4 separate regions of the Homo sapiens genome follow, and all the other regions are linked to region 4. The links are chromatin loops, found by intact Hi-C in ENCODE. Cell type or tissue: PC-9. All regions are shown on one strand.

Region 1 (2,500 bases), 300 kb after region 4:
TGATGGCCAGAATGCGGTCCCCCACGTGGATGGCACCAGTCCTGAGGAGTGGATGCAGGGCAGAGAATGGGAGTTAGACACTCAGGGCCTCAGAGTGGCAGTCTGCCCTCAGGGAATCCAGGAGAGCCACAAAGCAGAAGTCTGGCTGACCCCAGTTAAACCCAGCTGCCAAAAACAAAACAAAAGCACGCAAGTATGATCTTGGATCACATTAATAGAGACATAAAGTCTAGAACCTGGGAGGGGATTGTCCCACCTGACTGCAAAATTAGGTTCTGGAACCAGTGTCCAACACAGGTTTTGAGAATCCCACATACTAGCTGCCAAATACTTGCTATGTGATCTTGGGCCAGTTTCTTAAACCCTTGAGTTTCAGTTTCTTCATCTGTAAAATGGGGGTGATAATACTAATTTAATTATCAAATCATAACTGAGGCGTGAATGAACGGAATGGATTCCTACTTCCCTCCAGCAGACACCCTTGGTAGCCATTGCCCCTTCCTGGGCCTCAGTTTTCCCACCTGGAGAATGGGCATAATCACCAGCGCCCAGCAGACCTCACAGTAGGGCGTGAAGGGCTGGTGATGCCAGGCGGCAGCACTGCTGTGGCCCAGTGGTTTTCTACCTGGACACCCATTACAATGACCTGAGGAGCTTTTTGAAAATGCAGGTGCCTGGGCCCCACATCTGACCAATTAAATAGTACCTGTGGGGATGGGGCAGGAAGGTGATTCTGAGGAGCAGCCAGGGCTGAGCAGGGGAGAAGCTGTAGCAGGTGCTTAGAGTGACCTGAGCCAGGTGGAGGAAAAGGAGGCAGAGGACTAGGGTCAGGGGTCTTTAACCTCTGGGGCTGTAGATGTCACCCCATATGGGAGCTCCTGGAGAGTCATGCTTGGGCATTGCCCTGCACTTCCCCAGGGATGAGGATAGTGAGCGAGTCAGGGAATGGTGGGCTCCGGGAGGGGACCAGAGCTGTAGTGTCCAATATGGCAGCCACCAGCCACAGGTGGCTGCTGAGCCCCTCAAATGTGACTGCCCAAATTGAGATGTGCTAAAAGCAGAAAACTCACACCAGATACGGAAGGTGTAACATGAAAAAGAATATAAGACATGTTCTTAATGGTTTTTATTTGATTACATGTTGAACTAAATATATATTTAAGATGAATTTCATCTTTTTGCTTTGCAGATGTGGCTACTAGAAAGTGTCTGATTAAATTTGTGGCTCAAATTATATTTCAGTTGGACAGCACTGAGCTACATCAGCCCGGCGAAGGCAGGAGGGTTGTCTGTACAGCCCCAGCAACCAGGACAGAGGGGCCAGGCACACAGCAGGTGCCCAGTACATGCTCGAATTGATGAAGACATTGGGGTCAGAAGGGTTCCACACCGACCTCTGCAGTCTGCCAGGTGTCCAGCAGGGGGCGCTCCAGGAGCAGGGTCCACGTCCCGGAATCCCTCCCATCCTCTCCCCACCCGCCCAGCCACCGCCCCTCCTGCGCGGTGCCCTCCTCCGGGACGCGTCCTGCCCCTGCAGCCCCCACCAGGCTCTCCTTTTACCGCCCGCTCGTTGCTGTGCTGGGAGCTCACCGCTTCCTTGCCTGCCGGATTCATCCCTGCCCAGCTCGGGGGAGAAGGCTCGGTCTCACCCACACTGGGGGTCGGGTTCCATCTCTGACCTCCACCTCACCCTGGGACAGGGCTCCATTCTTACAGCTCCCTCAGCTGCCACAGTTTCAGAGTCTAGGGGCAGCAGGGACAGTCCCCCAATGCCTCAGGAAAGCCCTAGGCAGTGCTGGGACCAGGGTACTGGGGCACTGCCCCATCCTATTCCGCACACAGCAGGCGCTCCAAATAGCCTTGCAGGGCTGACCTTCCAGACACAGGTAGGAGCAGGAAGATGCACACACCTTGGCCCAGTGCTTACCTGGAGCCAGGAGGTCTGCTGGGGTGTGGGCCTCTGCCCTGGCAGGCAGGGGCTGACACTCATTTTACAAATGCAGACCTGAGTCTCAGAGAGGGGAAGTGACTGGCCCAATGTCACCCACAGTGTCAATGTTGGAACAGAGGTCAGAATCTTGCTTGGCTTTGCCATAGCCCCAGCTCTTGCTTCCTGTGTTCCCTGAGCCCACCATGCGTCCCCACAGAGCCCCAGTTCACCTCTCAGCCAGGCCACGCTTGGTGAGGCCTGAGATGACAATGGGGTCAAAAGGTTCCTCCGTGCCCGAAATGGTGATGCCCAGGGGACCCCCGTAGCGCTTCAGCTCCACTGTGTAACTGACGGCACCTGTGGTCTCCAGCTCATCTGCAAGCACGGGGACCCATGAGGAGGAGGCCCCCGAGGGGGTACCCAGCTTCCTAAAGCCTTGGCCTCACTCACTCACTCATACTTATTTATTAATTCATTCACCCAGTCACTCACGCTCTGATTTCATGTAGCACAACCTGGGGACCCTGAGGCCATCTTCTGCCCAAATACCAGTAAAGAAAAGAAACATCA
Region 2 (2,500 bases), 580 kb after region 4:
ATAGAAAGACACATAAATATTGAAGATAAAGGACTAGAAATATATACCAGGCAAATATGAACCTAAAAAGCTAGGATAGCAATCCTAATATCTGACAAAATATAATTTAAACCAAAAATATAGAGGATAGAGAAAGATGTTATATAGGGGTAAGAGAAACAATAGAACAAGAATGAAAATGCACCAGGATGTATGCAGTTTCAAAATACATCAAGAAAAAAAAAAACATAAAACCAACTTAAAATGAATTTTCTTATTTTTTTTTTTAAGAGACGGGGTCTTACTATATCACCCAGGCTGGTCTTGAACTCCCGGGCTTAGGTTATCCTCCCACCTCAGCCTCCTGAGTAGGTAGGACTATAGGCACACACCACTGCATCCAGCTAATGAAGTGAATATTTAAAAATACCATTCCCAGAAATTAATAAAGCAGACAAAAAATAAGCAGAGATATCAAAGTTCTGTATAATGCTATCAGTGAGCTTGACTGCGTGTATGTGAATCTACCTAAAATATAGAGAACCCACATTCTTTTTTGACGCCTGTGGAACTTTGTAAAAGATATACCATATATTAGATCATAAAGGAAGCCTCATTCAATCCAGAGGAATTTACAGATTATATTATCCAAGTAGGATGCAATGAAGTTAGAGACAAATAACAAAAATGTCTTAACACTCTAGGTCTTTGGTTAAAATTGAAATCCTAAAGGAAATTCAGAAATATTTAGAATTGAATGATAATGAAAATGCTACAATGTCAGAATTTGTGGCACACAGCTAAAACAGTATTTGGAAGAAAATGTAGAGCTTTAAGTACATTTATTATTATTACTTGGCTATTTTTTTAGCCAAAAAAGGCTAAAAATAAGAAAGACATGCAGACGTTAATGAAATGGTGAAGATGACCAAACCCTAAAACTAGTCCTTTAAATGAATTAATAAGTGGACCCCCAGAAAGATATATAACAGCTTGGGAAAAAAAGAGAAATAAAGATCTTTTTAAAAATATTATTATGAACAATCAGACAACAATAAATGTGAAAACCTAGATGAAACCTGGGGCAAAGCCTGCCGTGTATTCCCAAATGATTTCCCTTCCTTCTGGGCACACAGCCCTGTTACACTTCCCATTCTCCCATGGATTCATCTGCAGCCAGGTGCCTAAGTTCTGGCTAATGAAATGTGGGTGGCAGTTAAGTTCACCACCTCCAGGCCCAGCCTGTAAAAGCTAACCCCGCAGCGCCCCCATGCTGTCCGCAGGGAAGAATGCTGGATACAGAAGCGCCAGTGGAGGACTCTGAGCTCTTAATGCTCCCACAAGATGGGAGAGTTCTGGCTCTCAGAGCCCTTCCCCAGCCCACGACGGACAATGTCAAGAGCGGGAAATAAACTTCATTGTGTTAAGCCACTGATATTTTTGGGTTTGATTGGTATATCAATTACCTCCCTAATGTAAAATGGATATGTTTCTTAAAAAAACACCAGTATTGTTGCAAAAAGAAATCAAAAACTGGAAAAAACCTGGAATTGTAAATAAATGGAAACGGCAGTCAGTCTTATGCGTGTGCACGTGCACACACGCACATCCCAAAACCCAGGTCCATATGGTTTTACAGGTGAGTTTAAAATAGCTCATGTGGCTCACGCCTGTAATCCCAGCACTTTGGGAGGCCGAGGCAGGTGGATCACTTGAGCTCAGGAGTTCAAGACCAGCCTGGCCAACATGGTGAAACCCTGTCTCTGCAAAATATACAGAAATTAACTGGGCATGGTAGCCTGTAGTCCCAACTACTCCAGAGGCTGAGCAGAGAGGATGGCTTGAGCCTGGGAGGCAGAGGTTGCAGTGAGCTGAGATCACACCACTGCACTCCAGCCTGGAAGACAGAGCCAGACCATGTTTCAAAAAAAAAACAAAAAACTGTTTATGTGTGTGTTTTATAAGCTGTTCCTAAAAATAGCAAATTTTATTTTATAAAGCTCTATGTAAGTTTTGTCAAAGTACAATGTAAATATAGAAAAGTAAACAGTGTTTAAGCTCCATCTGAATGAATTTGTCAAGGTAAACATACCCCTATGATATAGTTTGGATATTTGTCCCTGCCTAAATCTTATGTTGAATTGTAATCCCCAGTGTTGGAGGTGGGGACTGGTGGGAGGTGTTTGGGTCATGGTGGGGGATCCCTCATAGCTTAATCTTGTTCTCAAGACAGTGAGTTCTCGTGAGATCTGGTTTTTGTAAAGCATGGTACCTCCCCACCCACTCTCTCTTGCTCCTGCTTTCACCATGCAAAGTGCCTGGTCCCCCTTCGCCTTCTGCCATGAATAAGAGCTTCCTGAGGCCTCCCCAGAAACTGAGCAGATGCTGGCCCCATGCTTGTACAGCCTGTAGAAACATGAGCCAATTAAACCTCTTTCCTTCATAAATTACCCAGTCTCAGGTATTTCTTTATAGCAGTGCAAGAATAGACGAACACAGCACATGACTAGAATCCAGAGCA
Region 3 (2,500 bases), 170 kb after region 4:
TGCCATCTCAGGCCGGTTACATTACCCCTCTGGCCCTCTTTCCCGGTAAAAAAAGGGCTGGTAATAGCATCCACTTCATAAGGCTCTGCAAGTACTGGGGGCAGGGGTAACTCACATGAAACAGTTAGCACAGTAAGTGCTGAGGAAGGTTAACCATTATTACCATTATGGGCATTCATCCCCGAGTTCTCAAGATTGACATGGACTTGAGCAAGCACCCAGGAAATCTGTAGGAAGCACAGTGAGGGCCAAGCTCCTTGGGGTGGTAGTTGAAGGATGAGGGGGCAAAGAAGACTAGAGGAGAGAGGAAGGAGGAGCTGAGTGTAAGCCCCTGCCAGCCACTGCTTTGCTGTGTGACCTTGAGCAAATCCATTGCCCTCTCTGGACCTCCATGTCCCCGTTGTTTACATTTGGGACATGCACAAAGGCCCTCTCAGCTCTGCATCTGTTTTTTGGTACCTGCCATGAGCAGGTAGAGCAACTTAATTAAATTAATTTGAATTAATTTTTAAAATTTTTAAATTTTTATTTTAATAAAATAAAAAAGATTTGGAGTGGGCTTGAGTCCCCCAGGGCCTCCCAGTTTCTTGGAGGGGGGCTCACTTTCCAAGGAAGGTAATTGGGTCATACTGGCTATGTGTTTTTTCCTGTGCACAGCCCTTCTAGCCCCGCTTCCCCACCAGACTGTGACCTCCTGGGGGTGGCCATGCTTGCTCCCAGTGCTCTGTGAAGCTCAGGCTCAGGCCTCCTTAATGCCAGGCCAACTCTTCCTCCTCCTGCCAGACTCATCTGGGCTCCACCTCCTCCAGGAAGCCTTCCTAGACCCAGGCTGAGTTATCTGAGTGGGCCTTCTCATGGGAGGGGGTCTGGTTTGGGGCCTGTCTTCCTTCCAGGTACCCAGAACAGGAACCACACTGGCCTGGCATCTGGAGTGAACAAAGGGATGTTGCCCAGCAGATGTTTGTGGAATGGACAGGTCCTGAAGTGCCCACAGGAGCTTGAGAAGAAATCCAGGAAGCCTGGTCAGCCTCAGCTCAGCCCCACCTGACTGGGACCTCTGGCAAGTGACCAACCCTGCCGAGCCTCCCTCCTGCCACCTGTTGGATGGGGACTCTCAGCACTGTGGTGAGGATTAAGCGAGTCAGGAGACTCAGAGCCTGGCGCAGCCCTAAAGACAACAGACTCACCTGGGAGAGAGTTCATCCCCTGCAGATGCTGTCCCGGCCAGCCACCTGGCCCGGGAGTTCACCTCGGCTCCCCTCCGCCACTTGCTGTTCTGACCTTTTAGCAAACAGCAAGCAGGTCTCTGGCTCTGAACTCTCCCAGGTAACAGCATCTACAGAAAATGTGAGAACTGTGTCCTGTCTTTATTATCTTTGTTTTCATGGTACCTTCTGTTTATAGCAGCCTCTTCTCAGATATGATGTGGTGTTTCCTTTTTTAAATATGCTGACCTAAGCTGGGCACGGTGTCTTGTGCCTACAGTCCCAGCTACTTGGGAGGCTGAGGCAGGAAGATGGTTTGAGCCCAGGAAGTTGAGACTACAATTAGCTAAGACTGCGCACTGCACTTCAGCCGGGGCGATAGAGTGAGACCCTGTCTCTAAAAAGATAAATGAACAGGCTGGGTGCAGTGGCTCATACCTGGAATCCCAGTGCTTTACGAGGCCAAAGCAGGAGGATCGTTGAGCCCAGGAGGTCAAGGTTACAGTGAGCTATGATCGCACCAAAGTACTCCAGCCTGGATGACAGAGCAAGACCCTGTGGCCAAAATAAATAAGTGAATAAATCAGCTGACCCAGCCCATAGCATCAGGTAGCAGGAGAGCTAAGCACAAGGACTCTGAGACCACGTGAGCCAGGTTCAAATGCCAGCTGTGCCTCTTCATTGCTGTATGCCCTCAGGTGGGTCTCCTTGCCTCACTTTCCCCACCTGTACAGTGTAAGGATAGCAGCAGGACCCCTGTCTTGCCTGAGGGCTATTGTAAAGGTTGATGTGTGCAAAGTTCCTACACCCGGGCTTAGGGCACAGTCAGGGTTCCCTACTTCTGTGAAGACGTTTTACAAAGTGAGCTGACACAAGCGAGCCTGGTGACTTGCAGACACCACAGCCTGCGAAATGCCAGCCCAGTCCACCCCTTCTGCCTGCCCTGCCCCAGGAGGCCTGCTGCTACCTGCCTACCTCCCTGGCAAGCCCCCGGCAGCACTGCTGTAATCCCCAGGCTGGGTAAACACATGATTAGGTTTCTCAGCTTTTGTCCTGTTACTCGGAGCAATTCTCAGGCCCTGAGCACTCCTCCCACCAGCATCACCCCACACCCTGACTCCCAAAGCCCTAGGCCCCGGGACCAGCTCAGCCCCTAGCCCATGCCTCAGTTTCCTCATCTGTGAAATGGGCAATGATACCTGCGTGTCATTCATGAATAGGCATAATGCTGTTCTTACCTCACGACCCATGGTGAGAAGTGGGGCTGCTGTCATCATGCATACTCACCATTCTAG
Region 4 (2,500 bases):
TCAGGAGAATGGTGAATTTGAAATAACTTGATTTGTTCCATTGAAAGTTATTTTCAGATGTCCGCTATGTGCCAGGATCTGTCCACAGAGGCCTGAGCAAGACCAACTATGTGCACGATGCTAAGAGCTGGGAAGGACCTGAAATGGGTGAGGAGATGGGAGGTGACATGGTGTTGTGGGGGGTGAGGGGGAACAGTGCTCAGACGAGGTCTGTCTCAGCAGAGAACATTTGAGCGGACATCTGAATAGCAGGAGGGAACAGGCCCCAAGGGGATTTGGCAAAACAGCATTCTTCCAGAAACTGGAGGCCGCGCAGAGGCTCTGAGATGAGGCTTTTCCTGGTGGAGGGTCGGCAGGGAGGCCAGTCGGCATGGGAAGAGTGAGCCAAAAGTCTGAGACCTCGGAAGTCCAGGCGTCATTCAGCACCTTCGTTTCACAGAAGGGGATGAAGAGCCCAAGACAGTGAAATAGACTTGCCTGAGGCCACCGCGAGTCCAGGCTAATCTAGTTCTAAAGCCTAAATAAGGGCCACTGTGTGCCCCAGCTCCAGTGGTGCCGCTCATGCTGTAGCCTCTGGACCCGTGCAATGTGCTGCTCCTGCAGCTACACGGTCTCCTCCTTCCGATCACAGGCCAGCATTTCACCGTCCTTTCCCTTTTCGAAGGAAAGGGTCTTCTGAGTTCGCGGGTGCTATGGGGACCCTGCTCAAGCTGGTATTCAGGAAGGGGAAGACTGTGCTTTCCTTCCCTTGGCCAGGCCTCGTGGGAGGAGCACAGAGTTGGAAATCACACCCGTCAGACTCAGCTCGATCACCGTGTGCTCTGTGACTTTTGGCGAGCTCCTCGCCCATTCTGGGCTTCCATTCCTCACACGAAGGGAAATGCAGGGAGTTGTTTTTACTCCTGAACCTGCATGTCTTAGTTGCCAACACCAGGTGGTGCTGTGCTCTTTTGCTTTTCCACTTCAGTCCTTGCTTTGCAATCAACATGAGCTAATACTGGCCAGCGAGCTCTGAAATCCAGTTTGTGGAACTCCAACCCTACAATAGCTACATAATATGTAGGCCCCAGGGAGAAAGTTGTAAGGGAAAATACCATTCCCGTGGTGCCCATATCCTGCTGAACCGAGATCACCAACAAAGCCGCACTCTAGGTGAGATGGGTTTTGCTGCGCTGGCTCTGTGCACGTGGCTGAATAATGGGTGGACAGAGCTTTCTTTGCGGCCTGAGGCCAGATTCTGCCATCCTGTTGAGCAGATCCCTTTTCCTGCTCTTAGCCTTGGAGTCCTCATCTATACAGTGTCCTTTGAGCTTGAACAATGTGAGTTTCAGGAAAAGGACTCAATCACTCTGCTATTGATTAAAAGAGCCTAGGTTTGGAGTTCTTGGTAGCAGTATCTGAAAGCCGACATTGGTGTGTGCTAGGAAAAGCCTACAGATTTGGAGTGAAAAAGCCATGCATGTGAACCCTAGCACTGCTGCTTCCCAGCTGAATAACAGACTCCAACTCTCTGACCCTTAGTTTCCTCCTCTGTAAATGGGGATAGTGACAGTGCCCACCTCAGGAAGAAGGGCTGAGGATGAAAAGATGTCCATCAAGGATGGAGCTCAGGTCCTGCCATGGAGTCGGAGCTCAGGACATCTTTGATTCCCTTAATTGGGCCAGCAGCTCTAAATAAGATGCTTCTTGTCTCCTCCTGAATGCCTTTCTGAAAAGACCACCTGTAAATATTTATCTGTCTTTATAACAAGGATCCAAGCTGTTCTTCATGAATCCATAGTTTCTGCCTTGCTGAGTCTACTACAACATTTTTTAAAAATTTTTTCATCGATCTCTCCTTGCATTGTTTTTCCTGTATGACTTTTCCAGGCTGAGTTCTGCTAGAAACTGGGATGGCTAACAGCTGGTCATGATAAGGGTTTGGGAATCAGATGAGGGAACAGGGGAGCCTCCCCTTTGCAGCGTCCTCTGCCCTCCCTCTCTGTGGTTCTCAGCAATGTTTTTCTCAGTTCAGCTTCAAGGTAGAAGAGAAATGGATGAAACCAGCTCCATGAACAAGGTCACCCCGCCAATATCACGAGAAAATGACATCACTGTCAGCTTCCGCTCAGGAAAAACCTGGGACTTGAATAACCAAGGGAAAGGGCAGGTCATCCTCATGGCAGGTTGACAGAGCTGGTTACAGACCTCCCTGCCAGATATCAGGGCCTGGGAGTGTGGCTAAAAATGACCCAGGGACCACACCTGCCTCTGGTCAGTTGCCCCCGGCAGCCTTACCACCCTCGTATGCTCAGAACAACGGAATATCACCAATGGGGTGTTTTATTTCCTCTTTCCTAGAAGAAAGGTTACCAACTGCCAGAATCAAAATAGAACATGAACCGTGTCACTGGAATCCTGTCCAATCCAAGCACACTGATATTGTGCAATGCCCTTTGGGAGATAAAGCAGATAAGCAAAATCTCCAAGCTATTATCACACCATTGGACCTGGCATTGCA

Evidence for each region. Peaks named below come from ENCODE experiments on the same cell type or tissue, not always from the same donor. Only the 100,000 strongest peaks of a DNase experiment are listed, where the experiment ranks them.
Region 1: a loop joins it to region 4, with 5 times the contacts of the local background. A loop is called at or near these places in 4 of 110 quality-filtered maps.
Region 2: a loop joins it to region 4, with 9 times the contacts of the local background. A loop is called at or near these places in 3 of 110 quality-filtered maps.
Region 3: a loop joins it to region 4, with 3 times the contacts of the local background. A loop is called at or near these places in 5 of 110 quality-filtered maps.

The regions. Positions count from the first base shown.
Region 1 is chr3:14,507,660-14,510,159 of GRCh38, forward strand. It overlaps GRIP2 (glutamate receptor interacting protein 2), which reads right to left. Exons shown (of 24, transcript NM_001080423.4): 17 at 2,161-2,305; 18 at 1-41. Among named protein-coding and RNA genes, the nearest start is that of GRIP2, 31 kb to the right of the region's middle. RefSeq lists an enhancer at 1,302-1,596 and a silencer at 1,462-1,511. In PC-9, CTCF peaks have their summits at 87, 1,404 (motif pointing right) and 1,607; a DNase peak (open chromatin) is centred at 1,372.
Region 2 is chr3:14,779,863-14,782,362 of GRCh38, forward strand. No RefSeq gene overlaps it. Among named protein-coding and RNA genes, the nearest start is that of LINC02011, 30 kb to the right of the region's middle. In PC-9, CTCF peaks have their summits at 1,248 and 1,452; no DNase peak of the experiment used is centred here.
Region 3 is chr3:14,368,731-14,371,230 of GRCh38, forward strand. No RefSeq gene overlaps it. Among named protein-coding and RNA genes, the nearest start is that of LINC01267, 17 kb to the left of the region's middle. In PC-9, a CTCF peak has its summit at 1,101 (motif pointing left); a DNase peak (open chromatin) is centred at 1,101.
Region 4 is chr3:14,202,703-14,205,202 of GRCh38, forward strand. No RefSeq gene overlaps it. Among named protein-coding and RNA genes, the nearest start is that of LSM3, 25 kb to the left of the region's middle. In PC-9, CTCF peaks have their summits at 948 (motif pointing right) and 1,148; DNase peaks (open chromatin) are centred at 1,009 and 2,399; H3K27ac peaks cover 670 bases.